Linked DNA regions of Homo sapiens: all the other regions are linked to region 2. The links are chromatin contacts, found by Hi-C in ENCODE. All regions are on one chromosome and are shown on one strand. The core of a region is the stretch at or near the end of the contact, and the rest is flanking DNA. Distances in the headings are between cores, read along the strand shown. Region 1 holds the start of LINC02901 (long intergenic non-protein coding RNA 2901). Region 2 holds the start of QKI (QKI, KH domain containing RNA binding). Region 3 overlaps IGF2R (insulin like growth factor 2 receptor). Region 4 holds the start of TAGAP (T cell activation RhoGTPase activating protein).

Evidence for each region. A loop is a pair of places that touch in the nucleus more often than their neighbours do. Pooled maps may share reads with other maps.
Region 1: a loop to region 2 is called in a pooled map, with 15 times the contacts of the local background. The contact joins the promoter of LINC02901 here to the promoter of QKI in region 2. A Hi-C loop is called at or near these places in 5 of 50 pooled maps.
Region 3: a loop to region 2 is called in a map of naive thymus-derived CD4-positive, alpha-beta T cell, with 12 times the contacts of the local background. The contact joins the enhancer-like site here to the promoter of QKI in region 2. A Hi-C loop is called at or near these places in 1 of 168 maps with a recorded cell type or tissue (naive thymus-derived CD4-positive, alpha-beta T cell), 2 of 37 single-sample maps with no recorded cell type and 10 of 50 pooled maps.
Region 4: a pooled map shows a loop between it and region 2 (6-fold over the local background). The contact joins the promoter of TAGAP here to the promoter of QKI in region 2. A Hi-C loop is called at or near these places in 6 of 50 pooled maps.

What each region holds. Positions count from the first base shown.
Region 1 is chr6:158,867,700-158,871,347 of GRCh38, forward strand. It overlaps LINC02901 (long intergenic non-protein coding RNA 2901), which reads left to right and starts at 2,115. Exons shown (of 3, transcript NR_160980.1): 1 at 2,115-2,278. RefSeq lists enhancers at 1,089-1,761, 1,762-2,434, 2,335-2,504, 2,435-3,108 and a silencer at 1,935-2,254.
Region 2 is chr6:163,412,683-163,416,169 of GRCh38, forward strand. QKI (QKI, KH domain containing RNA binding) reads left to right here and starts at 2,036. Exons shown (of 8, transcript NM_006775.3): 1 at 2,036-2,653. The coding sequence starts at 2,512. LOC124901234 (basic proline-rich protein-like) reads left to right here. Exons shown (of 4, transcript XM_047419614.1): 2 at 1-1,403; 3 at 1,567-1,986; 4 at 2,283-2,494. The coding sequence starts at 524. The coding sequence ends at 2,494. It overlaps CAHM (colon adenocarcinoma hypermethylated), which reads right to left and starts at 1,268. Exons shown (of 1, transcript NR_037593.1): 1 at 383-1,268. RefSeq lists silencers at 675-1,454, 1,545-2,364, 2,615-2,664, 2,865-3,054 and enhancers at 1,288-1,940, 1,941-2,594.
Region 3 is chr6:159,980,684-159,984,242 of GRCh38, forward strand. The region is part of intron 1 of IGF2R (insulin like growth factor 2 receptor); the gene reads left to right. Among named protein-coding and RNA genes, the nearest start is that of IGF2R, 13 kb to the left of the region's middle. RefSeq lists enhancers at 1-286, 1,119-1,168, 1,179-1,288, 1,479-1,648, 2,396-2,635 and a silencer at 2,514-2,808. Within about 2 kb of position 1,373, at least 28 of the 41 ENCODE cell types and tissues checked have a DNase peak (open chromatin) inside an H3K27ac peak, as active enhancers do.
Region 4 is chr6:159,043,106-159,046,308 of GRCh38, forward strand. TAGAP (T cell activation RhoGTPase activating protein) reads right to left here and starts at 1,886. Exons shown (of 10, transcript NM_054114.5): 1 at 1,774-1,886; 2 at 1,015-1,099; 3 at 873-926; 4 at 484-550. The coding sequence starts at 1,041.

The DNA of each region.
Region 1 (3,648 bases), core at 865-3,364, 4.5 Mb before region 2:
TCTTTCCACCTCAGCCTCCCAAATAGTGGGGATTACAGGTGTGAGCAACCACGCCCCACAGTAGCAATCCTTTTCTTAAACCAGCAGCAGGACAAATGTCTTCCTGAAGATTTGTAACACCTGGTAGTGATCCCAACTCCTTCTGGGCCCGCTTAAGACTAAGTTTCTGGTTAGGAAAGAAGAAACTGCAGAGCTTAGTAGTTAAGGGCACACAGGAGTCAGACAACCTTGGGTGTGAATCCCGGCACTGCCATGGTACTAATGTGTTGCATGAGTCATGTTGAGAGGTGAGGCCAGCTGGACTTCCTGGGTCCAGTGGGGACTTGGGGAACTTTCCTGTCTTACAAGAGGATTGTAAAACGCACCAATCAGCAGGATTCTAAAAGTAGCCAGTCACGGGAAGGATTGAAAAAGAGGGCACTCTGATAGGATAGAAATGGAACATGGGTGGGGACAATAAGGGAATAAAAGCTGGCCACCCCAGCCAGCAGCGGCATCCCACTTGGGTCCTCCTCCATGCTGTGGAAGCTTTTTCGCTCTTCACAATAAACCTTGCTACTGCTCACTCTTTGGGTCCCGGCCATCTTTAAGAGCTGTAACACTCACCGCGAAGGTCTGTGGCTTCATTCTTGAAGTCACTGAGACCACGAACCCACTGGCAGGAACCAAGTCCAGACACAATGTTATGCAAGCTTTCTAGACCCTTTCTGTAAAATGGGTATAATAATAGTATCTAAGTCATGGGGATTTTGTGAGGATTAAATGAAATGCCTGTTAAGCATTTAAAATGCCTGGCACATTGAAAGTTCTTTTTGGAGACAAGTCTTGCTCTGCCGCCCAGGCTGGAGTGCAGTGACATGATCTCTGCTCACTGCAGCCTCTGCCTCCTGGGTTCAAGCAATTCGGTGCCTCAGCCCTGAGTAGCTGGGATTACAGGCATGCGCCAACACGCCCACCCAATTTTTGTATTTTTAGTAGAGATGGGGTTTCACCATGTTGGCCAGGGTGGTCTGGAACTCCTGACCTCAGGTTATCCTCCTGCCTCGACCTCCCAAAGTGCTAGGATTACAGGTGTGAACCACTGCCTTTGGGCCAAAAGTACTTAATTCTTATTGATGTCCACATTCAACAATTACTAGGTTTGTTTTTTCTGCATCCAGCTGCAAATGATCTTCAAAGTTGTGAACTCAGGAAATCTCAGAGGCGTTTATAGGCTTTCCAACCAGAGATGATATTTGTAATTCAAAGAAGTAAATAGAAATCCTTAAGAGAACCCCTTTCAAGCTAAGTTCCCATCTAATATGGAGTGGTGGCTTCGAATGATCCTTTTGGCTTATCTTTTTAAGTGTAAGAATTTTTGATGAATCACACTTCGTACCTATTTGGTCACTTTCACCAAAGTACAAAACCAGTCTGCCACCAGAAGAAATTTAATAACCTTGAGACTCAGAGAAGCAATGCTGCCTGATTGGTGGACAGCCAGACCAGTGAGGGTCAGACGTGGCTCTTCGGCTCCGGACACGGGAATGTGGTGGAAATGAGATCCTCCAGCGATTCTAAGGAGTGTTTTGTTCTTCTGGCTTAAGAGAAGGGCAGAGGACAGAACCAAGGGGAAAGAGAGACAGGCCCAGCCATTGTCTGACGTGAGGCACGATAACACATTAGAGGGCTGGTTTAGCAAAGGGCAAGGTAGAGTTGGCATTAGACGCGCTTGCAAAGGGAGGCGGGCAAGAGCTTCAAGACGCGAATGACACTTGAGCAGCCTGGGCTCACGTCTGGTAAGGTTTACGCCGCCTGTTCCCGCCATCTGGCAACTCCCTCCCAGAAGGGTGAGTTTGGTTCTTGGCAAATCCCCTTCGGACACACAAGCTCTTTTATTAAAATATAACCCCACTAACAGATTGCAGACTAGGCACAGAAGCCCCAAAGCACCCCCAGAGACCGCAGCAGTCCCGCCCCGCCGCCCCCGGATCCGCGCGGCTGCCAGAAGCTCCCCTCCCCCAGATCTTGGCCCCTCCCTGAGGCGCGCGAGCGTGTCGTCGCCCGCTCCCGGCCAATCAGGGCGCGCGACCAAAATAGCGCCATATAAAAGCTGGATGGCGGGCGCGGCCGGTGCAGAGCCTCGCGCTGGGGTGGGGTTGCGCGCGCAGGTGAGGGGGGCGGGGCCGGCGCGACCGGCGGGGCGGGGCGGACACTCCCACCGCGCACCTGCTTCTGCCTGACGTGTACCCGGAAGGTCGTCAGCTCAGGCTCCAAATATGTAACAGTGAGTTTCTAAGTGAGTCACACGGACGCGGTTGGTTTCCAGTGAGGCATAACTCATCGCTTCACTCTTCTCAACGGTTCCCTCTTCGGAAGGAAGCGCAGTCCGCAGCGTCGTCCGAGGGCGTGATCGCCTGCGTCGCACCCGCGTCTCCAGTGGCCACCCCTTGTCCTACAGGAACGCGCATCTGCTTAGCAGGCGCTGAGCCCTTGAGGAGGCCTAAAATGAATGAACGCGGCTGTGCCTCCTGAGCAGGCTCACAGTTGTGGGTGGGGGACAGAAGGGTGTCCATGCCTAAGGTCGACGGCGATAAGACAGACGTTCTTCCCAGGAGGAGATCAGTTCCAGGTGGGAGGCATTTCTAGGAGTCACCTTTCTCCGAGGAAGTGACCTGAGCTGTAGGAGGTGGAATCACAAAGGCTTTGGTGCCCTACACACCTGGGTTTTAGCCTCAGCTTGAGTCACTCACCCAGTCTGTGACGCTGAACACATCAGGAAACCTCAAACTTTCCCCATCTTTAAGATGCAGATAATAGCCGGTCACCATGGCGTGTGCTTGTAATGGCAGCTACTCGGGAGGCTGAGGCAGGAGGATCTCTTGAACCTGGGAGGTGGAGGTTGCAGTAAGCCGAGATCGTGCCACTCACTCCAGCCTGGGCAACAGAGCGAGACTCCATCTCAATAAATAAATAAATAACACTACATGACTGATAGCATATTTTTGAGGAGCATCTCTCCCCCTCCGTGCTTGGGTTTAATCCCCCCTTCCTCTCTCCCTCCCTCCCTTCCTCCCTTCTTTCTTCCTTCGTTACGTTTCTCTTCATTTCTTTTTTTCTCCATCATTCCTTCATTTTTCTTATTTTTTCCTAACTGATATAATTTACACACAATAAATCGCACAGAAATTAAGAGGACAGCTGGGTGAAGTTTTACATATGTATACACATGTCATTAGCCCCTAGGTCAAGATCTAGAACATTTCCATCACCCCAGGTTTCCAACTGCTCCTTCCGGTCAGTAGTACTTCCCCAGAGGTAACCACTATTCATTTGGACTTAAATTACCAAGTATGAGTTGTGTCTACTCTTAAACTTCATGTAATTGCAATCAAGCATTATGCTTTATTCCAAACTTGTCCAACCCGCACAGGCCACGGTTTTGAATGTGGCCCAACACAAATTTGTAAACTTTCTTAAAACATTGCGAGATTTTTTGTGACTTTATTTATTTATTTATTTTTTTGAGACAGAGTCTCTGTTGCCCAGGCTGGAGTGCAGTGGTGTGATCTCGGCTTACTGTAACCACCGCTTCCCAGGTTCAAGCGATTCTCATGCCTCAACCTCCCGAGTAGCTGAGATTACAGGCTGGTGCCACCACACCTGGCT
Region 2 (3,487 bases), core at 786-3,285:
AGTTCATCTTTAAACAGGCAATTCAGTAAGTAAATATTCTATGGCTCTAAAACAGATACGGCTGTTGGAGACTTTAAAACATCTGACAGTTACATTTTTAATGTTGTCTACCAAGGCTATTACATTTCCTCTGTCAAAGTAACTTAATTTTAAAAACGAACTCTGTGCTTGTTAAACGAAAAGGCCAGAAGGCTACTGGCTACTCAGCGTTCATTTGAAATTCTTATAGTGCCTTCAGTACAATTCAAACTTAGAGGTGATTCTCACAATTCATGTGAAGCAACATTTTACAAAAAAAATCACCTACGTTCACTGTTAAGTCAGAAGACAGAATGATTAACAAAATCTCAGCCGCGAATTACTCTCACGATGGCCAACTGGATATTAAATAACTCTGCATTATTTTAATGGAATGTTATAAAGGATTTGCAACAAAATGCAGACGTAGATTTAGGGACTGCCGACTTCTATAGATCAAGGACTTCATTGGTGCAGCTGAGGAAATTCTTCCAAACAAGTCTAAATGTTGGAAATCCACCAAACTGCAGAGAAAGACCTCTTGCCTCCGTATTCTTTCTTCATCTGTAAAAATGTTGACTTCTGCTTTTCAGACTACGCGCACAGCCTCTTTATTTCCTACTGCGGCTTCATTCCCTCACGGAACACTGACGCCATCGCGAAGGAAGCATTTCGAGCACGACTGACGCTCCCCTTATTATTTGCTAAGCCGCTGCGCTCGGGTCTGGCTACGATTTGCTTTCAGAATAACGGGAAGGTGCAACAAGATCGCTTCCCTAGAGGCGCGTCGCCCGCGTGGCCCGGACCCCCCACGCCCGCCCGCCGCCCCGTGGGTGCGCACGCGTGTCCGCGCAGGCTTCCCGCCTGGCGAGTGCAAGGCTCCTCTCCGCCGTGCTGCTTTCCAGCCTCTCAGCAAATCACGAACACCGAAAGAAGCCACGGCGGCGACGGGAGGGGCGTCGCGCGTGCTTCCCTCGGCGACAAAGCGGGAGCCGGGCGCGCCGGCCGAGGGCGCCCGGCGCAGAGTCCCGCAGAGGCGGACGCCGCGGCACGCGCCTCGAAAAGCCTCAAACTCTTATCCTCGGCTCTCCCGCCCCACCTCCGCCCCGCAGCCAAGACCCGCGCCGTGGCGGGCCCGACGGCCAAGGAAAGCCCACCAGCCCTCCGCACCGTGGGCGACGGGCCAAGACCCGGCCCTAAACGGCCAGACCCAGCCCCTAGTCGGCTGCCGCCCCCGCCCCACGCAGGCGCGCTCCGGGGCCCTCCCCTCCCCCACCGCGCGCTCGCGGGGCCCGACGGGGGCGGAGCGACCCTCGGAAGGGGCGTGGCGACCGGGCTCGACGCGCGCACGCGCTCTGGAGCCCCACGGCTACGTGTCGGGCCACGTGATGCCCACCCCGAAAGTCCCCCGTGAAGCAACAGGACGTTAAAAAAAAATTTCTCTTCTGCGGGGTGGATAAGAGGTTCTGAAAAAACTATAGTAACGGGAGGCGAGGCGGAGGCAGCGCTGGCGCGTCCCGCTGGAATTCCTCTCGCCTGCCGCGCCAGCCCCGACCGCGCCCGCAGCCCCACCCGCCCCGTGCCGTGGAAAGCCCCGCGCCCCCCCCGCGGCCGTCGGCCCCGCAGCCCACACCCACCCGCCCCGGGCGCCCCGCACGGCGGCGACCCAGTCCTTGCGCCCAGGCCCGCCGAGCGCCGCAGTCCGTCACACTCCCGTTGCCCCCGTCGCCCGCCCCGCCGGGGAGGCAGGGAGGAGGGGGCGCGGCGCCGGCGGCTGCCCCGGTCGCGGGGCGGCGGGCAGCAGGCAGCGGGAGCGCGCCGGCCGGGACCCGCTAACGGCCGCCCTGCGCGGCCCCGCCCGCCGCCCGCCCCCGGCCCTCCCCGCGCCGCTGCCCCTCCCCCCGCCGCCGCCGCTGCTGCCGCCGCCGCTGGCAGCGCCGCCTGAACTGAGGCGAACTCCGCCGCCAAGTGAGTGAGGAGGAGGAGGAGGAGAAGGAGGAGGAGGAAGAGGAGGAGCGCAGTCGGAGCGCGGCGGCAGCGGCAGAGGCGCCGCGGCGGGGACCAGCCCAGAGAGACCCCCCGAGCCCGCGGCACAGGCGGCGGCGGCGCTGAGCGGGCTCGACCAGCCGAGCGAGCGGCGGCCCCGGCTCCTCCTCGTCCGGCGCCAGCAGCCCGCGCCCCGCGCCCGCACTCGGCCAGCCGAGACCCGCCTCCCGCCCGCCCGCCGGCCTCGTGAGGGACGCGCCGAGCCGGGCGGCCGAGAGCGGCGGCGGCTGGGAGCGCGTCGGGCCCGGGCGGAAAGTGCCTGCGGGGGGCGGGCGAGCGCGCGGTGCCGGCCGCCCCGGGGCTCGGCGCGGGAGCCAGAGCGGGAGCCGGCGCGGAGCGGGACGCCGGGTCCCGAGCGGCCCGCGGCCGGGGCTCGCCCCCGCCCCTCCCTCCTCTCCGGCGGCGGCGGCGGCGGCGGCGGGCGGAGTGAGCTGCGGAGCCTGGAATATGGTCGGGGAAATGGAAACGAAGGAGAAGCCGAAGCCCACCCCAGATTACCTGATGCAGCTGATGAACGACAAGAAGCTCATGAGCAGCCTGCCCAACTTCTGCGGGATCTTCAACCACCTCGAGCGGCTGCTGGACGAAGGTGAGCGTCTCCAGGGCCCCGGCCCCGGCCCGACCCCCGCCGGGGCGGCCCCTTTCCCCGCTTGGGATGGTGGGGAGGGCGGGAAGGTCACGGCCGGGCGGGACCGAGCGCCGGGGGGACTGGGAGGCCAGGAGGGCGCACAAAGGAGGTGCCGGGCCGGGCTTGCGGCGGGCGGGCGGGCCGGGGTGGACCCGCCGGTGCCGGACGCCCCCTGCCCGGCCGGGACCCCGCGCCGCTGGCGTCCAAGTTGGCGCGTTGCGGAGGGCTGCGGGGTGAGCCCTGCGGCCCCTCTAGCTTCGGCGGTCACATTTCCGAGAGGTCGGCGGGGGCTGCGCGGACTCGGTGGTCCTCGCCGAGCCCTCCCGAGAGCAGGCCCACGCCGCGCCGCCGGCCTGGAGGACGCGTGTGCCCGGCGCGGGCCCCGCTCCTCCGCTCGGCCTCCCGAGCCTGCTCTGCGCGGACCCCCACCGCCCCGCGTTCGGGAGCTCTCCCCTCCCGTGAGGACTAAAGCGGGGTTTCGTGGTTGGGGAGTTGGTGCAGCTGTTCAATACTAAGTGGAAGTCAGTGTGGGGCTCGTTAGTTTAAAGAAATTCCGTAGGAGACCGAAATTATGCTGGCGTAGCCGACAAGGAGGACTAAGTGACGGCGAAAAGCACTTTTTTCCCTTTTGTTTGGGGAAGCGAGAACTGTTAGGGAGTTGAACTTCACTTTTCGGGGGTGGGGGGGGGGGGGGTGGAGTGCGAAATAACGCGATGACAGATCGGAGCGCAGCCTGAGTTAGAAGAACTTGGGCGGAGGGTTTGCTCCCGGGGACGCAGCCGCCTGAGTTTGTAG
Region 3 (3,559 bases), core at 123-2,622, 3.4 Mb before region 2:
TCTAGAAAGGCCCACCTTCCCTTGTAGTTTGCACACTCCAGGAAGGGCCCTGGGTCTGGGAGGGTTTTCTGGGACCTTGGTGACAGGGAGAGTAGGGGGCTGAACATTAAGGTCTGAATTCTGCGCTGGGGGCTGGATTGTCCTTAAAGGCGGTTGGCCTCAGACATCCACATGGCAAAGCAGGGAGTTTAGCCCATCTACAACTCTTCTTTATACATGAGGAGCAAAGTATGAGACCGCCCAGGTAATTGCTCTGATTGGAAGAAAATCATCACGGAGCAGGGTTTAGGGTTGAAATACTGGCCTGCATCCTGTACTGTTGAGTTGATCTGAGCCAAGGATAGCAGAGAGGACCAGCCATTTTTGTGGTAGCTTTCTGTTGTGGAGGGCACTTGCCCACCTCCTGGGAACGCCACACCCTGGTGTGTTTGCCCTTGTTCTGTTTCCCCTGCTGCTCTTCTGCTGGAAGCTCTGGACTCACCTGTCTCTGTTGTGGATGGTGCAGGGCGGGCAGGCCAGAGTGGCATCCTTGTCCTGAGAGGTCCCAGGAGGCAGTTGAGTGTGTATGTGTGCGTGAGTGCGTGTGTGAGTGCACGAGTGTGTGAGTGCAAGTGTGTGTGTCTGAGTGTCTGTGAGTGCAAGTGTGTGTGTCTGAGTGTGTGTGTGTGAGTGTGTTTGTCTGAGTGCGTGTGTCTCTGTCTTCATCAGCTCCTAGGAGATGCCTCCGGACAGGGGCCTGCCCGTCTCTCCCTCCAGTTCCTTGCCAGTGTCATGTGACACTCCTTTCAGAGGGCACCCCCCGCCCCCAGCCAACTCACCTTTTTTTGTAAACTTAGTTTTTAAGCAGTCCAACTCTCTCTCTGGATTCAAATGAAAGCTTTAGATCATAGTCTGTTTCGATAGCTCTGTGTTCCTGGTGGTGGTTTTCTCCTCACAATGACCTTGTAGGCTAGCTGAGTTTTGTCGAGGAAGTTGAGCTGGGAGAGACTGGCTCACACAGCTTGTTAGTCAGCGCTGGGGCAGGAATCTGGCCCAGGCCCTTCATGGCACCTTTCTTAGGGTAGCGTGCCCCCTCTCTATTCCAGGTGACCTCTGTTACGCAGTCCCCATTGCCTGCCCTGGTTCCCTGGGCTCTGACATCAACTTAGATGTCGTGTTTGACTTAGGGCTTCCAGCCGGATCCCTCTCCATACACCGGGCTTCCTTCCAGACCCTGCATACCTCTCAGGGAAAACCAAAGGCTGACGTTTGGCATTTCCCTGCTTCTATTTATTTGTATTTGTCGGCCCTGTATCTTTGTCCACAGCTTTGTGGGTTTGTTAGAATAGGAAGTGAAGTACTTCCTATATAAGCTCTGGCCATGCTGTGTCAAACTCACGTGCTTCCCCAGCCTTCAGCTCGGGGTAGGAGTCTTCATGCAAATCAGATTGTTTCTCTTTTAGTGTAGGCAACAGCAAGTTGTTGACGACAGTGGTTACCTTAGGCTCTTGACATTCTGCTCCCAAGGTCCAGTGTGGGAACCCTGCCTCCTTGCTCCTCTTCCTTGCTGTTTTTTCCCTTTCTCCTTAGTTAAGGAGACTGGTCTGGATTTCTGAAGGTGACTGTGCTGGATATGTATGAGCTGAAACACTGTCTGATACTGTTGAGGGACAGTAGTGAGCCAGGTGATTTCTTGAATACTCTGTTAGAGGACTTGCGTGCATGTCGAAAGTAGGAGAATCTTTTTTGGATGTTCAGGTTGGAAACACTTCACATTCTCTTTGTCTCCAACATGTTAGATTTGTTGCTTGCTGTAGACTCAGAGAAACATTTCTCTAGCTAGTGACCATGTATCTTGTTATGTGAATTTCACTTATGTGTCACCAACTGGGTTTCTGTCTTTTAAGGAAACCAAATTACAGATTCACACGTGCCTACTTTTATTATTACTGATCCCATCCTGCCTTTATCTTGCTTTATTAATTGCAGGCCAGTAGTAAAATGTTTAATAGTTACATGACCATTAGCATAACCCCAAGATTCACAGGGACTGAGGAAACTAAGATATATTTTAAAAGAGTTTGGATATATGGCAATAAATGAGGAAGGGACAGAGTGATACTTCATGGAGATGTTTTGTGTTGAAGGGAAGGAACCCAGTTTTCTAAGATTTATTTTCTTTAAGAGATTGAGCATACCATATATTTTGATCATAGAATTTTACATACTTTAGATGCTAGCTGTTTTTAAAAGGAAAGAACTCCAAATTACATCTTGCAAGCTATTGTGGTTTTGCAAGCATTGAGTGATGGCATATATGAAAACTCTGAGAGGTGTCATATTAAGATACCAATGTCAGTTTAAAGATATTCTATATCTGTATCCCTATGACATTGTATTTTGAATTTTTTATTTTTCATTTTTGGACAGACATTTAGAACTCACTCAGTGGAGATGGCTCTGCATCTCTGTTTTAAGCTTTTTGAACTCTAGGCAGCTGTGTCGGCCTGGGGCTACATTGACTTCTTCATTGCAGCCCCTCGATTGGTTTCGTCTGGACCAGGGTGGGTTTCGATTGCGGCCCTTGCTGGAACAGTAGCAGGAAAGTAGAAACACCTTCCTGTCTCTGGGTTAACCAGCTGACAGTCTGTTACTTGTGTGCTTCCTTCTAATTGGTAATCTGCCAACACCTTTCAGGATATTATGAAATTTCAAGCAAATGAGGTTAAAATGGAACCTCTGTACTTCTGAACAGGCGTGGACTGACTGCAGTTCTCCAGGATAGTTTCAGCAGAAGCAGTGAGATTACAGTCAGGAGCAAAACAGTATCTGAGCTTTCTTTATGGGAAAGATTCCGACTGTGTGCTTGGTTTATATGGTTAAATTAATTGCCCTTGTTAAATTAAAAAAATAGGGTATGTTTCTGCCACAGACTTTGCTTTAAAAGCAGAGATCTTCTAAAGTCATTTGCCTTGTATTTGACTTCTGCTGCTCCCCGTTTCCTGCTGGGCCTGATGGTTTGATTGTAGAATGTTTCTGAGTTGTGTCACTGTTGGACTCTGCTGAGCTGAGTAGTCTCATTAAAGGAGAGTGTGCATCTGAGTTGAGGAAGACAATATAGATGTGGACCTTGTTTGTAGAGTTCACAAGCTGCTTACATAGAAATAGCAAGGACAGTGCAGCCAGTGGGAAGGAGCCGGCTGAGGGACTTGATATTATTTCCATGGAAACCAGTTGGGTATGGGAAGAGAGGTTGTGGAAGGCAATGCTCTGGTGTTTGGCAATTCACACTGTGCAGAAGAGAAAGCAGAACTGGACTGGGAGTATAGAGTAGCAGAAGTTTAAGCTTGGGGAAGAAGTTGAGCAAGGAAAAGCATATGATCTGTTGATCAGCATGATGTGATGTGGTCTGAATCTTCAGACAGTTCACAGCTTTTTCATAGAGGCTGTCCTCAGATGGGTTCAACCATTCTGAGAATTCTGCCTTTACGATATAAGTAGTATCCATGACATTAAAAACGAGAAGAGAAGCGTTTTGGCCAATGACGGACTGCATAAACTACAGTCTGCATAAATGACC
Region 4 (3,203 bases), core at 636-3,135, 4.4 Mb before region 2:
GAAAGAAGTGGCCTGTCTTTATGGTTCAGGAGAACTGGGTCAGGGTTACGCTATAATGAAATGCATTATGAAAAAAGTTGAGAGTGAATGGTGGGTCCTTTGGGATTTGAGATCAGCAACAGTTGCTTCATAGGCTCTTGGATGCATTCTCCATAAGAGAAGGAAGAAAATGGAAAAGACACTGTGTGTTTTTCAAATGTGTGCATGCTAATTGTCGAAACATACATGGCCAGGAGATTGAACCGCATTAAAAACGCTTGGCAGAACTGGGGATTCTCTATGGAGAGGCTCTTTCCTTTCCCAGCACTCCCTGCTCTAGTGAGTTGGAGCATACCTGCCATTTAAGGGTTAATGTTCTGCGGTCTTTAACAGAACAACTTATACAAAAAAATTCCTAGTAGAGTAAAAGCGCTGTGGTTTTGCAAACCAAGAGCACTGGTTGTTAGCACTTACATAAAAGATCGGTATGTTTTTAAAACTCACCAATGAGCTGGCAAATACTGTCTTCACTCTCACATGATGCCAACAGGGGATGTTCCTTGATATCACCCTAAAAACATTTTTATTTCAGTTAAATATAGTGACTGAAGAAACCTATCGAGTCTTTCCCCACAAAACACACATACAGCATTTTATTCATATTAAAAATGAAGTCAGTAGAGTGCATTGATGTTTTTTCTAGCTTCTAGAAGCAATATTAAGGTCTTGATTGTCATCATATAAGATCCTAATTAATGTGCTTAATTTACTACATGTGTGATGTTAGTTTACTACTCTTATAATTACTATTCAACCCAAATAATATTCAATTAAAACAAAGTTTTCCACCTTCTCACAGTACAGATAAAAAGTCTTAAAAATTGCTTTCTTACCTCTGATTGACATTCGATTAGTGTCTCCATATTATTGGCGTTTAGTGTTTTTGACTAAAAGAGAAAAAATAAAATTAGGTAAATATCTTTTGGCCCTTGCCTGTAGGAAACGTGAATGAATGAATGTGAGAGGGGCACTCACAGCATTGTGGCTGCTTCTCAGCTTCATCAGTATTGCGGCTGACTGTCCAGGGGTGGATTTCACTCCCGTGTGGCTGTGCCTCTGTCTACAACGAATCACATGGAAAGGAGTTAGGAGGGACTCACACAGTAGGCCACTTTCAGCGCCACTTTGCCAAAGCACAGAGTTTGAAACTATTTATTTATTTTTCTCTTTTGCTATTTTTTCACTTGCCTTTACTTTGGAAAAAACTATTACATAGACAAGTTTTCATTTAAAATCAGTTCTGTTACCAGATGTTGTATGTTGTTAAGAGCAGCATCTGAACACAATTATTTCTAAATTATTTAAGTCAACTATCTTTACCACTCTAAACGTTGTTACCAATTTATTCCGTTCCATCAAGAGATAATCTGGATATCAATTACGTTAACATTTTAAATTAACATGAACATTAACTTTTTTGGTGGAGTGCTGACTATATGCCAGCTGTCGTAGTAGGTGCTTTGCATGGATTTTCTCATCTAATCCAAAAAGGAAAAAAAAAAAAACATATCCCTAGGATGCTAAAATAGTAAACATGAAACAAAGATAACATTTACAGAACTCCTACACCAAAAAGGTGCAGCCTTCACGTTGAAGCAAAGCTTTGTCCTGAGACTTTATAAAGTGAGAGCATATTCCACGGGATAGCTGTTTTCTGTTGCCTGTGATCTGAGTGACCTGTGACTTGCGAGGCAGCTTGTAATTTCTAGGCATGTTAATATATAGTGTACTTACCCTTGGAGGGTCTCTAGCCAGAGTTCTTTTACATCCGGTGAGCTGTAAAGAATGGGAGAAACAGCATAACTCTCTGCTCCTTCTAGTCCACTGGGAGAGAGAGAGACCGAGCCGGTCTCCCTTCACATGCTCTGCATTATAAGCGAAGGGGCGGGCAGGTGGAAATTCAGAATATTACAGAGACCGGAAAGAACATCATGGGCTGTCACACGGACGGAGCCAGCCAGACACTGGAGAGCTCTCGCTTCCTCATTCCTTTTAGGGCAGCTATGTCTTTTTTTTTTTTTTTTTTTTTTTTTTTTTTTGTGTCTTCCACTTCAAAGTAAAAAATCTGTAAACTACTAGGAGTGGAAAACATGACATTCAGCCCATAGGTGAAGGCTCTGATTAATGTCATAGGTGGGATGTGTGAACAAGAAATTGTGTTATTCTGTGCATAAACATCACTTTATTTTCTAAAGTGGTAATTTCAAGTGCCTCTTTTTGCATCCTGTTTGGGTGCTCTTTCCCCTCCCACGTGCCATCTGCTCTGTCCACCAGCACCACACGTTGATTAGCACCCCTGGATGTGGGACACTGTTACAGAACCAGAAAGAAACCCAAGACAGTCCCTTCCTTGAGGAACAATCACCGTCCAAAGCCAGGTTAGTTTCCTTTGGAAGTAGAAAGAAAACTCCCTCGAGTCAGTTGTCAATATAGTAACCCCCTCCTCCTTTCTGTAACTCCTGGTCAAAAGTATTGATACTTAATTTACAGTCAGAGCAGCTGTCGTTCTGACACGGAAGGAAAACAAACAAAAAAATTCCTTTGATCAGACCAACTTAAAGTAGGAAAGAGATGGTGAATTTCATTTGTGGATCACTCTTCTGCATAAGAGAATTTCTGATCTTTTCTGTAGATCAAGGGCTATATATGAAACCACTCAAATGCCTCGACACGAGAATGGATGCATAAATTGTGATCCATTCACATAGGGAATGAATGTTGTATAGCACTGATAATGAACAGCCTATGACTATAGCCAACAATATGGTTGGATCTCATAATATGACGCTGAGCAAAAGAAGCCAGACGTGAAAGTGTATATCCTGCCGGCTCCCATTAATGCAAAGCACAAAATTAGCAAAAGTCGTCTGTGCTGTTGGAAGCAAGAGTAGCAGTTTCCCAGAGGGGATGGTAATGACTTCCAGGGGCCAGCGGGGGGCTTGGTGATGGTCCATTCTTGATCTGGGTGGTGCTAGGCTTATGTGCACACTTCCCTATTTATGTAATTTTTCAATAAAAAGTTTTAAAATAACTTGGCTTCATTTATCATCAGCATCTTTAATTTTAAGACTTTTCCGCATTGTCAGTTCTTTTGTCATTTTACTGAAAGGAGGTGATTATGGGGCAGACTTTGGGAAACCGAAGCACAGAGAGGTCGAAATTTG